2 separate regions of the Mus musculus genome follow, and region 1 is linked to region 2. The links are chromatin loops, found by intact Hi-C in ENCODE. Cell type or tissue: left cerebral cortex. All regions are shown on one strand.

Region 1 (8,000 bases), 180 kb after region 2:
ATGAATTGGCATATTAATATTTTTCATAAACTGATTTCTCCTTTATTATAAAATTAAAGGAGGACAGGACACAAAAACACTGTCTTTTAAGTTGAAATATCTAATTAGAAAATATGGGGGAAAATATGTTCATTTATAGCACTTTGATCATCCTTTCTATCAAAATATTTATTGTGGAAAGTCATTATTTCATTGTTTATTCTAACCATATAATCATTTTAAATATTTCATAGCTGCCATATTTATTTAAAAATAACTCTAAGTATACATTTTCAGCATAGTAGATTCTAATCATGTACCTGAACCTGTGCTTATAAAGAATTTAAGAATCGCTTGTGGTTGGTTGGCAGTCCAAGTGTTTTGTCTGTGTATTTTCTTTTCTATATATATATATTTTAAGGTTCAGTCAGTAACCAGGGCTAGCTTCAAATTCATGACATTTTTTGTCTCACTCACTCATAAAGCTTTGGTGAAAGACAAACACGGATGCTCCAGATACACAGCCTGAGTGTGTTATCTTCCCACTGTGTGGTGTATAAATGCTCTTAAATCAAGTGTTATCAGAGAGTATTTGGTGTTTCTCTTGATGTAATCCAGATGGGAAAAACGAGAGTATTCATCATTTAATCTAAAAATAAGTCCTGCTTTGTAGAAATCCATCATCTTTGTATGTTTTTTTTTTTTTTTTTTTTTTTAACATTCCTCTGATTGTAGGCCTGCCTTCATTAGAAGGTATTACACAGGATAGTAGACAACTGGAAGTCATGTGGATTCCTACAATAAAATATCCTTCATCAATTAACTGATATGTTCTATTTCACTACATTGAAAAATCATGTACATTTTAGAAAATAGTAACCATAATTTAAAGTGACACATTCTTTAAATAAAAAGAAGTTTTATTTATATCACAGCTTGTTTCCTAAGTGTACTTTAGGAACCTTTTAATACATGTGAATAATATGAATATGAGAGAACAATACTGAGTATTCGTTGTTCTAATAAATAAATTTTCAAGATACTGAGAACACAATGGAAAGTATTCGTTTCTATGTGGTCAGACTACCTCAACCTTGAAAAATGAAAGTTATGCACACATGTTAACAAAAACAATCACAAAAACTAAAAGGAAAACAAAAAAGGGCCTTAATAAACAAAGTCTTGATATAAGTCCTGTCTTTTACGTTAGACTATTTTTATACATGATTACCTTGTTGTTCATATTTGGCATGCCCTTAAATTTCTGTTTCATATTTTATAAATTAAACACAGCCATGTTACATATGAATTATAATGTGTTAAAACATTCTTGAAGAGAATATACCAAAAATTGTATTGTCTAAAATTATCAAAATTAAGTCTATCTTCTAAATGTCTATGTTTTACAAAGTACTATTTGGGTGCCCAAGTTCCACTTTTCATTTTATCTTATTGTCAAGTGCATGTCCTCTATACATTGATACATTGTACTTGATGAACATTGATGAGATACATATAACAAAACTATGAAATAATTGATGACTCATCCTAGCAAATCACGATCCCTTTTCCTTTTTTTTTTTTTTTTTTGGCCAATGAATTTTTCTACTGAAAAAGCAGAGGAGTTGGGAAAGAAGAGCGCCTTCTGTTCTTACTTGCATTGGGTAGGAAAAACTTTTCGATGCTAACTGTTCCTTAGTTGTGTTCCACATTACTTCTTGAGACCAGGTCTCTAGATGGATCTGCAACTTTACAGATTTGGCTAGACTGGCTGTCTGTTGACCTCCAGCAATCTTTCTGTCTCAGTCTCATTCCCAGTACATTATACACTGCTAGCAACAGCTTTTGAGTGTGATCTGGGGATCTTAACTGACGCTCTCATACATATATGCTACCTGAAATACGTTTCTCAATTATAAAGCTACTGAAAACAATTATGAAAATATTTACAAAAGATAAACTTTGAATTTCATTAAATAAAAGTAGAGGTGTAAAATTTTTATTATTATTATTATTTATTTGACAAAGTAGTGGTTAGCTTCAGAAGAATTTACACACAAACTTCCAAATTAGTGATACTGTCATTTTACACCCCCACCTGCAGACAATGAAAGTTCTTGCTTCATGCCTGGTCAGCAATAGGAGTTCACATTGATCTGAATTTTATTCACTATAAGATGTTGTTATTGGTGTTTTATCAGTGTTTTATCTTGTCCTATTTTACTGACCCATGGATTAATTTATCTCCTGTTCTTTTTGCCATATTTTTCTTCTTTGGTGAAGTCTCTGTTTAGTTCTTTAACTAAATTTTAAAATAAAGCTGATTTCTTATATAACATTTGGATATTTTGATTAACTTTATCACACAGTTTTAGTAAAAGTGTTTGCTTGACTCTTGGCTGCTCATCTTATTCTCTTACTATTGTATTTCTAAGAGTGAAATGTTCTTCTGATATGTAAAATATGTTTTCAATTATAAACATTCTTCTTCCTGGGATGGCTCCTTAGCTGTTTCTTCCATGTCACTACACTGAAGGCCATAAGCATTCTTTTCATATTTGTCTCCTAAAAGTTCTTGCATTTACATTTAACATTTATTAAATGGTTGACTTAAAATTGATTTATACTAGGTTTGAGGTATATTTTTTAAGGTTTGTCTTTTTATTTTATTTTGATTTGTTTTATTTGAAGGTGGATCTGCAGTCATTCCAGCATCATTACCTCAATCGAGACTTTATTCCCTTGTTATTTTTCCTTTCTGGAAAATATAAGTTCATTATATAAATAAAGTTATTTATGGTATATATTTGCTAGAATCTTCTCTATCACAGATCTCTATATGCATTTGTTTCTTTCAAATCATTAAATATAGCACGAAGACATGAGTTAAAACTTGTGTCATTATACATATATATCTATATACATATATGAATTTTTAAAATTTAACCTCTTAGAATGACATAAAATGTGAAAATTTTAATATTTCTGCTGTGAAACAATATGAAGTATTTATAAATAAATATCATTAATATCACTTTTGCTGGCAAAATAATATATAGCTTATTATTGTATATTAATCATATGCAGAATTTAGCACTGGGACAAGATGCTAAAGGAAATTAAAAGGATGAAGATTTTTATAAATATCCCTCCATATGTTCAAGCCATCCTAAGTGTTAATAGTCAAACAATACATTTTCATTACAAGATAATTGGAACACATGGAGAAAGATAATGAAAAGTAAGCTAGAAAAGTAAACATTTAGAGTAGTTCTACTTATTTTATTTCTACCTAAATTTTAACTTGTTGAAATACTAATAAAAATAAACTAATAACCCAAAGTTTCCTACCTGAGTATTAGACTTCATAGTACTAGAAAGAGGCTATTTAATCTGCTAGATAGAAATGCAATTTATAATCCTAACCTCTTCCATCAGACTGAGCCCAATGGGGGAGTTAGGGGAAAGACTGAAGGAGCTAAAGGGGGGTTATCTGGCATCAATAGTAGGGGAGGCCCTTGGTCCTGGGGAGGCTTGATGCCCCAGCATATGGGAATGCTAGGGCTGTGAGGCAGGAGTGGGTGGGTGAGTGGTAGAACATCCTCAGTAAGGTAAGGGGGGATGAGATATAAGGGGTTTGCAGAGGGAAAGGTGATAACATTTGAAATGTAAATAAATAAAATATCCAATTAAAAAAATAATTGCAACCTGCTATGATGTCTCTGAGCCAGTGACCACCACAGCAAGGTATTGCTACTAGTGCAGAAATAGCAGTTATATTTGCAAAACCAACAACTGTCTAATCGGCCTAAATACCTATAGTAAAAGAGGAAGATATGCTAGGTACTATAACCCTAGATGTCTATCTACCTATGGCTAGTTAGGTAAAGGCTCTTAGAAGAGGATCTATTACTACCGTTTTCCCAAAACAGTATAATTCCTAACTGTATTCTAAATACTTGTTCTTATGCCCAAATATTAGTAAAGATCTCATCCTTCTTCAAATAATACATTTTGTTTGTTTGTTTGTTTGTTTGTTTTTACAGAAGACAGACACAAAAAAGCAGCAGGTCAAATTTCAGAGAACAACTAAAGTATTTTACATCCCTGACTCATATAATGCAAATCCTGTACCTAAGACTCAGGGAACACTACAGATAAAGGGGTCCCAAATTTTGTAAGATCCTGTAGAGCAGGAAATCTGCAGTACAATTATATGTTCTATATATGACATAGTAGCTACACATGTGAAAGATCAACAGTATTGCTGTCTAAGACATGAAAAATGATACATGAATCTACATACCATCATGAGTGGGAGAAATTTTCAAGCATACAATTGTCTTACAAGAACAATGACAGGCGATTACTGACTGTTCAGAGGGGTCGTAGTTACCCCTAGGCATGAGCCCCCCCACCCCACCGCCAAGTGGTTTATCCAGTAACAAACAGGCAGTTTTAAAAACTCAAAAGAAACTAAACAGATGCTGCAGGTTGCATCTATGTATACATTAAAATGATAATAATAAAATAACTATAGGACAGAAATTCGAGATATACTGAGGAGGGGATACATTGGTGAAGCTAGAGTGAAAATTAGGCAACTTTAGTACATATATCTAGAATTTTAAAAATACAAATAAGCAAATTATCAAATTGAAATATGGCTTGACTTTTCCTATGTCTGAGTAGTTTAAAAATTATCTGTAAGAAGAAATTAATTCTTTTCTCCTCCATCTATTGTTTGATTTAAAAAAAAAATCCAACAATGTAAAACAATCTGGCCTTTAACTTCATATCCATAAGAGTAGAATTCAGGATTCTCCTTGAATCATCTAAATTAAATGCTATAATTAAAAGTATGAATGGTGACACTCAGCAAAAATGAACTTTAAAATAGTGGCTTTTTATAATAATGGGGATAATTTTGTAGCCATGGTAACAGATTCAGCAAGATTGAGTTTTTCAATCACAAATGTTCTAAAATAGTCCCAAATATAAATCAATCATGGATAAAATGTATGCTATATATGTGTTACACGAAGGGGATACATCTCAGTTGGTATACTGTCAGGCATTTTCTAAGACCTGCATACCATTCTGAGCACTGTAAAACCCAGACTTGGTTCATGGTCCATTCCAGTAATCCCAACAATTGCATACTGGAGGGAAAAACATTACATTTTAAAGAGTATTTTTGAGTACTTACTTAGCGTGATGCTCCACTAGTCCCTGTCTTTGAAACTACAGTGCTTTCATGACTTTAATATAAGAAGCAATGTTTAAGACATGAGTTTACATATACTTGATACATTACATCAAGTTATATAATTTTTCTCTACTATGAGTAGTCTTCATTAAAGAAATCCAGAAGCTATATTTAGTGTCTTATCACTATGGTTTTTGACACAGAATCTCACTCAACTCACACTTAACTATGGAAGTTATTGAGAAGACAAGGCTAACTCTAAGAAGCAGCAATCCTCCTGTCGCAAATGCGTAGCATTATGGATAAAGGTATTGTTCACCTACTAATTTAATTTGAATATCTACATGTGCATATTAAAGAGAAACACATACCAATTATCCTTTTCCCCACTCTATTACTCAAGGATATCAAAAATTATTTTTCTCTTTAGTATTATGGGTTTGCAAAGTTATTCCAGAAATTGTTAAATTGTTAATTATCTGTCATCCTCTCTTGGCCTCCTCCCCTCCCCCTCCCCTTCCTCCCTCTTCCCCCTCCTTTTTCTCCTTCTCTTCCTTTTTCTCTTTCCTCCTCCTCTTCTTTTCCTCCTTTTCCTCCTTCTTGCTCTTTTTGTATTTTTGGAACTTGTAAGACTTAACAAATTTGGATTTGAATAATCTTCCACAGTTGTTAAGTAGATTTTAAAGGCTGATTCTAGCAAGAAACTGAAAGGCAGATATGCTATGAGTTATATATGACATGAGCTCCAGGGATCTGGATCTGGTTCTGAGGTTTTTATGGGGGAATGAGAACACTGTATTGTCACCTGTGCTAGAGGGTTTTTAAGCGATGGTCTGTTAATGAATCTGACAGCATTCTGCTTGTTTCCAAAACACCTGAATGATGTTAAGTGAATGATAGGTTGCTAATATCTTTGGTCAAAACCAAAATGAAAATTGTATAATGGTGAATCTGTGGTGTTATTCTTGTGTTAAGTATTTAAAAGGGAGAAATTAGTTGGATTGAAAAAATGAAAAATGGTCAGAAGAGCCAATGATAACTTTAAGATGGCAATAACATCATGTACTGAAAAGGATGCAATCTTTGACAAAAATAGTAGTGCCATTATAGGGAAGATAGGAAAGGTGCCCTCAGGGAAGTACCAGTCTCTGGCACAGTTTCAATTTGGGAAAGGAAAATTGTAAATGGTGTTTTACTATTAGAATTTATACAAGAGCTGTGGTTCATATGGCTCAAGAGAGCTGTATTCCATTCCAATCTGGTAACTGAAAGTAAACAATGCTGCCCACACCATGACACTGGTTTTAGAGACAAAAAAAGACATAAGATTCTTCCTTTTTATTTTGGAGAATTTCTTTGGCAAACTTGGAGACATAATAATAATGATGATAGAGCCCATGGAAGTCAATAGTGTAAAACTGTGAAGGTTAAACTTTGATTCAGTGCAAACTCCTAGATTGTTGATATATCAGTGACATGAGGCATTTGGAAGGCAGAGATGCATGAAGCAAGGAGATTCCACCTAATAGAGGGTCCTGTGTTACAGATAGCAGAGCTGGAGTCAAATCAACCCTGTGACACAGGAGCAATACATATAGGACATAGAGCTAGAAATTCTGGTTTGCAGAGATGGACTTTTGGCTTTGATGGGCCTCAGTTTTTCCTCACAATTCCATACCTTCTTTTTATAATATATATTCTATGCTATTTTAGGCTGGAAGTATTTATATTTTCAATATTTTACAATGTGTCACAATTAAATGGGTTTAATTTTCAGTGGAGACTATGCACATTTGAAATATGATTGAGATTCTTTAATATTACAGAAACTTAGTATATTTGAATAAGGTTACCCTAGAACACGAGATAGCTAGGAGCCTGCTATGGTGTTCTAAGAGGAAAATGTTCCACATAGGTTCACATATTTAAAATATTTTCTTGTTATTTATTGCTTTGGGGCAGGTTATAAAAACTTTTGAAGGGGCAACTTTGCTGGAGGAAATATATCATTGGGTATTGGCTATGAGGGTTTAAGGCCTCAGACTGCTCCCTCTCCCTCTCCCTCCCCCTCTCCCTCCCTCCTCTCTCCCCCTCTCTCTCCCCTCTCCCTCTCCTTCTTCCTTTCCAAGTGCTATGAATTGCGATCAGAGAGTAATCTGCTCCAACTATAATGCTATAATTTTCAAGGTGTGATTAACTCTTATATTTGGAACGGTGAACCATAATTAAACTTCCCTTCCTTATGTTGCTTTCATCATTTTTCTACATAAACAGAAATGTCAATGATTAAACCATTTAAGCTAAGTGAAAATTCCATGTGGGTGTGATAACAGTGAGAAGAGTCATGGCTTGCAATGTGTCTGGCAATCCCAGGATGAGTACTAGTGATCATCCCATAAATCAGGAGCACTTTTATACAACAAAATGTAAATTTCATGTGGAAATAATAACATTGAGAAGAATCATGATTTGGGGTACATCTGTAATCCAAAGAAGAATGCCATTTATCATCCCCCTAAACTAGTATCAATAAATTAATAACTGTAGATAAAAAGGTTGTTAAGGCCAATTTATGTTAGACAAAATGGCATTCATAATGATACATGGTATGGGACAAGATGAATAATATATTAAACTCTTGCTGGGCTCTGAGTCAGCCCCAAATTAATGATACCAGGTGTTTGAAGTATTTCAAAAAAATACATAGTAATATGATTTTTTATTAAAAAAAAACTGTTTTTAATTTGATTATTTGGGTTGTTGGTTTCTAACTGCTTGAGTTCTTTGCACATTTTATATATTATCCCTCTGT
Region 2 (8,000 bases):
AAACCCATTCCTGCCAAATCATCCTTGGAGCCCAGCTGCAGGTGATCACGTGTAGGTTTGGATTTAGACTCCAGAATAGCTAGGCTGACTCCCAGCAGGTAGCAGCAGGGGCAGTGGCTGAACAATAGAGTGATCTAGGGAGGCAGGCTCCACCCTAGATAATCCCTTAGTGGCAACAAAGTTGAGGTCTGGTTCAGTGAGCTTCAGGTTGTGGGAGGAGGTTACACTATTCCATCACTTTTCTCTGTGAAGTCCCAATGGAAAAAATATATATGGCCTTTTTTGTTCAATGAAATTCATTTCATTTCATTTGATCTTTTGATTTTTATTGTTGTACTAGTAAATGTTGACTTGGGATTGGAATGTATTCAAAGGCACTTCTATTTCTTAGAAGTTATAAATACTAGAAGATGAATGAACTCAGATTAGTAAACTTTGCTCTGTGTTTATAAATGACCACACTATTTTCATTCTTTTATATTTTATACAAAATATATATTTTATACTGCTTTATTTCCAATACCAACTATTACAGGTTTTGTAGTTTAGTATAATATTGTTAAGTGTTCTCAAGTTTCTAATATTTTGAATTACAGAATTATTTGGGAGGAAAATTATTTCACTAGTCTTTAGCCATGTCACTATTGTTATAATTTAAATATTCATGAAATACTAATTCAAACATTTTTTGAACATTATGAAATAACTTTTACGTTATATGTTTCTAAAGGGATTTTTGAGTATAGTAGAATCTGTCAGGTTTGGGTTTATTAAATAATAGTTAATGATGTAGATATTTTTGTCTTTCAATAATTAATTTTATATGATTGCAGATTTTATTATTTTGTAATTACACCATTTTCTAGGTTCTCTTCAGCTAATTTGTAATATATATAAGTGATATTTTATAAACATTTTATTGAATATTTTGTTGTTATTACATAGCCTGTTTCTAATTTCTCTTTACTCTTAAATTTGTATGATTTGGGTATAGAATCTGCAGCCCTCTTTTGCCGATTCTTTCAATGATACCATGAAGTCTATACATTTATTTTGAAATTTTTGATCTGTTTTTATTTAAAGAGTGTGTCTTTGAGACAACATATGCTAGATTATGCTTAATATGTTTAAATCAATTTGTTTAATTTGTATTGATTAGAAGCTTAGTTTGCTTTGGGGGGTGTGCTGGCTGGTTTTGTGTCAACTTGATACAGCTGGAGTTATCACAGAGAAAGGAGCTTCAGTTGAGGAAATGCCTCCATGAGATTCAGCTGTGGGGTATTTTCTCAATTAGTGATCAAGGGTGAAAGGCCCCTTGTGGATGGGACAATCTCTGGGCTGGTAGTCTTGGGTTCTACAAGAGAGCAGGCTGAGAAAGCCAGCAGCAAGGCAGTAATGAACATCCCTCCATGGCCTCTGCACCAGCTCCTGTTTCCTGACCTGCTTGAGTTCCAGTCCTGACTTCCTTGGTGATGAACAGCAGTATGGAAGTGTTAGCTGAATAAACCCTTTCCTCCCCAACTTGCTTCTTGTTCATGATGTTTGTGCAGGAATAGAAACCCTAAGACTGGGCAAGGTTTCTGATTGTCACTGTCTCTGTTACATTCTCCATCTCTCACCATCTCTATCTGTCTATCATCTATTTATCTATCTTTGTTTTTCCTGTCTTTGTCTCTGTGTCTGTCTCTGTCTCTCTGACTTTCTTTGTGTTTGTGTGTATGTGTTTATTTGATTTACTTTTTAAAATTCTAATCTCTAGGTTCCTTGGATCATTATATTTTAACTCTATGACAAGGGTTGTGAAGAACTTTTCTCTAGATAATTTGTCTTTAGGAGTAAATACTCTAGATATAGGAAATATCAAATCACCAGTTTTTGGTTTGCTTGTTTGTTTTTCTTTTTCTGGGTTTGCTTGTTTTAAGAGCTCCCAATGCCATACAGATATAATCACTAAGGATTATATAAGTATAATATTAAAAGCAGAGCACGTACAACATGATGAACATATAAAAAAATTATAATTTCTTTATAACTACATAATCATTTAGGAAACAATAATTAGTTTTTGCTAAAATGTTTCATCTTTTTATATGCCAATAGTTAGTATCTGAATGAGGTTTTCTATAATTGAGTCTGAGTCAAACAGTAACACAATCTAATAATACCTGTGGATAAAGATTAACTTATAGTCCTTTCACCAAAATCTTGCTAGTGTGTGCAATGATGTCAGCCTTTGGAGGCTGAATATGGGATGGATCCCTGGGTATGGCAGTCTCTAGATAGTCCATCCTTTCGTCTCAGCTCCAAACTTTGTCTCTGTAACTCCTTCCATGGGTGTTTTGTTCCCAATTCTAAGAAGGGGCAAAGTGTCCACACTTTGGTCTTCGTTCTTCTTGAGTTTCATGTGTTTTGCAAATTGTAACTTATATCTTGGCTTTTCTAAGTTTCTGGGCTAATATCCACTTATCAGTGAGTACATATTGTGTGAGTTCTTTTGTGATTTCGTTACCTCACCCAGGATGAAGCCCTCCAGGTCCATCCATTTGCCTAGGAATTACATAAATTCATTGTTTTTAATAGCTGAGTAGTACTCCATTGTATAAATGTACCACATTTTTTTGTATCCATTCCTCTGTTGAGGGGCATCTGGGTTCTTTCCAGCTTCTGGCTATTATAAATAATTATGCTATGAACATAGTGGAGCATGTGTCCTTCTTACCAGTTGTAACATCTTCTAGATATATGCCCAGGAGATGTATTGCGGGATCCTCCAGTAGTACTATGTCCAATTTTCTGAGGAACCGCCAGACTGATTTCCAGAGTGGTTGTACAAGCTTGCAATCTCACCAACAATGGAGGAGTGTTCCTCTTTCTCCACATCCTCACCAGCATCTGCTGTCACCTGAATTTCTGATCTTAGCCATTCTGACTGGTGTGACACAACTGCACACACTAGAAAGATTTTGCTGAAAGGACCCTGATATAGCTGTCTCTTTTGAGGCTATGCTGGGACCTAGGCAACACAGAAGTGGATGCTCATAGTCAGCTTAGATGGATCACAGGGCCCCCAATGGAGGAGCTAGAGAAATTACCCAAAGAGCTAAAGGGATCTGCAACCCTATCGGTGGAACAACCATATGAACTAACTAGTACCCCCTGGAGCTTGTGTCTCTAGCTGCATATGTATCAGAATATGGCCTAGTCGGCCATCAGTGGAAAGAGAGGCCCATTGGTCCTGTAAACTTTATATGCCTAAGTACAGGGGAACGCCAGGGCCAAGAAGTGGGAGTGGGTGGGGGAGCATATGGGGGACTTTTGGGATAACATTGGAAATGTAAATGAAGAAAATACCTAATAAAAAAAAGTTTAACTCATGGATTTACTTATGGTGAGAGAAAACAACATTAAAAATATAAGAAGAAGAGAATGTTGACCAGTGTGTATACAAATACAACTTTTTTCATATAGTAGAAATCTGATAAAACTAATCACATATCAAGTGTAGAAAGAAAGTAACCAAAAGGGATGCATTCAATACAAATTTGGATACATAGTTTATGATTATTATTTTCCCTCGCATACAAAGACAGGAAGCAGCATACTTGCATAAATTTGAACTAATCTGACTGTCACTAATCCTGAGTTTCTCAGTATGTGTGTGGGCAGATGCTTTTCAGTGACCAGGCATATGCTAGTATCTTTAGCTGCCCCAGTTACTGAGTCACACTCTATATCCAACTGCCAACATCCACAGATGGCTTCAGTTCCATAAACCAGGTGTTGATTTTGTACAACTAAAGATATTGTAGCAAGGATAACTTCTTGGTCATAAAATCTCCATGGTGTGAACTCTTAGTTCTTTAACACATTTTAAAAATCCACTATTGGAGACATTTCTCAAAACTTAAAATACTCTATTCCTGCACTGACCTTCCAAAATTATAAGTAGAATTCATTTTATATTTCAACAAGGTGATTTTTTTTCCTATTAAATTTTCAGTTGAAACAACATAAAATGAAAATGTTTCATTCAATTAGTGTAACATAGTATAAAACTCAGAATTAGTAACTTATAAAATCATCCTAATGTATCAAAATCAATCTCTGTATCTAATCACCATTTTTTTAGGAAATTCTATTAAAATGCAACCTATGCTTTTAAAATATGTAAAAAAATTTATTTGTGGGTGGGGATGGAGAGTGGTGGTTTATTTGTAATATGGATGTATGTATTTATGTTCCCATGACTGTTTTATGTATTATGGTAAAGTCATTGAGTTGAATATAGTTATTCCTGGCTTGGTAGTGCAGTTAACCAGTGTTGTTGGAGGACCTTTCTGTCCCTGCTTCTATAGTGCTGGGATTACAGTTGGCTACAAAACTTTGTTTACATTACTTGGGGTCTAGAGATCTGAGTCTAGGTTACTTACACTGCAAATACTATACTTATAAAGCCATTTACCCAACTCTACATATAGTTTTTCATAATAATTATTTTAAAAGTGACATGAGTACCCACTTTTATATTCAAGTCATGTGTTTGGTTTTTAACACCTACTATAAATAATTCGAAATACTAATTTCAGTATGTTAGGAAGAGTCGTATTTTAAATACTGACTTTTTGGAGGGTTGTACTCTCAATATATTTTTCTCTGAGCCAAGTTCATTATTTTAATATTTAATGAGAACTCATATATATATGTACACATATATTCATGATACACAAAAATTCTGTAATTCATGAATAGATAGCACTATTGGGACAGCAGATAGAAAAATCATTTTTCTTATTCTTTTCTGACTTGAGAAAAGGAAACATGGTACTAGCAATCCAATACATCACAGTCAAGCAAATATTAATAAATGCTTGTTTCCAATGAAATGTCACCTGCAGAACAGTCACTTGGAGTTCATAGGTCTATTGAATTTGACTATTGAAATAGTCAATAATCATGTTAACTAGAAGGTTGCATTCGCTATGGCTGTTTGAAGTATACATGAATGTTTGCATAGAAAATAGTACTTCATACTCAGAATAATGTCAGATCAAGTCAAGTATAATGAGGAAGATCAACAGTATCATACCTAAATAAACCAAGCACTCCTTGTAGCCTACCTAAACCTTAAAATGATTACAATAAAACAGTGCTTGATTTTTTTTTTTTTTTATGTAACAGGGTCACAGTCTCACCACACTTCTCTTGTGAAGTTTAGAAAGAATTCCTTGGTAAGGGATTAGATTCTGTTATTGCAAACAACACAACTGGTTTGATCAAGATTAAAAGAAAAATGATACCAAGACCCCCTCTTTTGGAGACATTTGCCTTCAAGAGTATGATATTGCTACTTCCTGCTCAGCAGTTCTCTGAAAACACAAAAGGGAACAAATGTCCTGAAAGGTCATAGCATTACCCATTGAGTTTCAGAATTATCATATTTTGCGGCTGTGGTAAAAATCATTTTCACATTTTACACAATCTTAATCAAGAGTAAATAGTACCGGTAACAAAGTCCGTGGACAAAGTCACAAGAGTGTATTGTCTGTGTTCAGGAAGATTTCTGTGGGTCTTTACTTTTGTGTAAACTTGGCAGGCAATACCGCATTAAATATACATTCGTGGGATACTCAAACCATTCCATAATTCAGTCATATCTCGGTTTATGCTACTCTTTTACTGTTAACAAACGTAAAGAATGGTCTGGGAGAGCTCTGAATATTCTTCCAGCAGAATAGGGTTCTAATGCCAGCAACCACACACTGGCCAGTAACCAATTTAATGCCAGGCTCAGAGGATCAGAGTAACTTTTGTGGATATCAGACAACAAAGTAGTGCATAGACATACATGCAGGCAAATTTTTCATGCATGTAAAATAAAATAAGATATTTTTAAAAAACTTCAATGAATTAATATTGTTTAAGATCATGAAGAAAAAAATATACTGAACTTTTGTAAAAGTAACCATAGATTTGCAATTAAATATATACAAACAATAGTTTCTTTTTGTATCCCTTGCTACTTATATGCAGTAATTATTTATATATGCTAATTGTTTACATATTTCCAATTTTATTTCAAAATCATATGAAATTCTTTATAGGTTAACTATTAGTTTAGTTATTAGATCAAAGAATAATAAAAGTGTAGAACAGGGCTAGAAATGGAGAAATAAAATAGTATAGCAACCAAGAGAATAGCTTTTAAACTTTTTGAGGAATTTAAGAACATTTTGTACTAAGAATGAATATGACATTTTAGGGAGAGATTTAAGTATGTAGTGAAGTTTAATCCATATAGATAGATGTATATGAAAGCTAAGGAATTGTATAATTGTTTGACTATTGCTATTTATGACATACCTTTCTGCTCTGTCATTGTGGAATTATGTATTTAGCTCCTCTGTGTGTGTGTGTGTGTGTGTGTGTGTGTGTGTGTGTGTGTGTGTGTGTGTGTTTGTATATGTACTTCAGTCTGTATGTATGCATTGACAATGAATATAATATTGAATTTTGACTATCAAATGATATGTATTAAAGTTTGTAACTAATAATAAACATCTTTGTTTCTGCATCTGTAGCACATGTTTTCATAAACACCTCCTTTTGGTGGTATGGTGTGGTATGGCTTAGTATCACTTTAATGAAAATTTAACCAGAAAGCCAAGTCTTCCCAGAGATTACAGCTTCTCATTTATATAATATATAGAGACATTTTCCTCTCAGATTGCAGGAACTGAGGCAGACTAGAGAGCGGAATCCTGATGTGGTGATCCAGTTTGCTGCTATTCCAGCATTTTCTAAGGGGTAGCTACTGAGTAAAGCAAAAACAAGGGCTTCAGCCTCAACTCTGAGAATCCTCAGAATTTGCCCCTGAGGCTCACATCTATATTTTGCTAGCTTTCCAGAAAGAGAAGAGAATTGCATGCAGTATGTTCCTAGCAGATTGTTATCTTTACCCTGACACGTTGTTCTCGATCTCCAAGCTTTAGCTGTAACAAGAAATACTTTCAAATCTCTGCTTCACTTGGTGAATTTCATACCAAAAGTTATCTAACCTGAATTACACTACTTTATTATTATTTCTTTCAAGTTAGGCTCTGTCTTTACACACAGAAATAAACTATCATTTAGATTTTTCTTCTGTCCCTCTTAGCAATTTCCTGATGTTTCACATGATGTTAATGATAATCTGTATTAAACATTACATATTCAGACATAAATGTAGTTTTTATGGCTTGATGGTCTCTAATATTGTAAATAAATATTTGAAAATACCTTTGATGCTTTGTTTATTAAATCACTGCTCTCATACAGTGCATACAACCTAGAGGAAAAATTCTGATATTGACACATTTCCTTTTCTTGTAGAATGAGTAGAATCTCTCCTTTTTATGTGCCAAACAGTAAAGCCCTGTTTCACAAACATTAGATTTATAATCTCTGAAATTACCTGGACATTCTCCCTGACACAGCATGCATAAGGAAGCCTCATCATGCCTATAGTAAGTGTATTTTTGTGCTATATGGAAATGAACTGCTGATTAAAATGACATGTCATTGAATACATTAGATAAAGTTAATCAACTCTTTCTTGTCATAGAAATGAATTTGAAGGAAGATTCAGAGTCTGCTTTTGAGTTTTGTTGCAATATTATCAACATTCTATAATTTTATAATTTCAATCACCTCACTTTCATCTCTTCCATAGTTGGTATTAAATGATTTCAGTTTTATTTATGTCTTAATTTCTTTATTATTTCGATTTGTGTTTGTTTGATGAATATACAATATATAAGATGTCAGGACAGGTGCTCAGTCTATCCTGCTAAACTGAAAGGTGTAGCTGAGGCAGATTCTTTTATGAGATTGTGTTCAGTCATTACTACCAACATAAAATGTGTATACATACACACACACACACACCACATGCATGAACACACATGTATACACATGCACACACATATGCATGTGCACACAAACATGTATATGCATGTGCATAC

The links. Hi-C counts contacts between places; a loop is a spot of excess contacts. Peaks named below come from ENCODE experiments on the same cell type or tissue, not always from the same donor. Only the 100,000 strongest peaks of a DNase experiment are listed, where the experiment ranks them.
Region 1: a loop joins it to region 2, with 4 times the contacts of the local background. A loop is called at or near these places in 2 of 42 quality-filtered maps.

What each region holds. Positions count from the first base shown.
Region 1 is chr15:18,068,647-18,076,646 of GRCm38, forward strand. No RefSeq gene overlaps it. Among named protein-coding and RNA genes, the nearest start is that of Gm41277, 8.6 kb to the left of the region's middle. In left cerebral cortex, no CTCF peak of the experiment used is centred here; a DNase peak (open chromatin) is centred at 7,468.
Region 2 is chr15:17,885,781-17,893,780 of GRCm38, forward strand. No RefSeq gene overlaps it. Among named protein-coding and RNA genes, the nearest start is that of Gm24713, 120 kb to the right of the region's middle. In left cerebral cortex, no CTCF peak of the experiment used is centred here; DNase peaks (open chromatin) are centred at 3,724 and 6,866.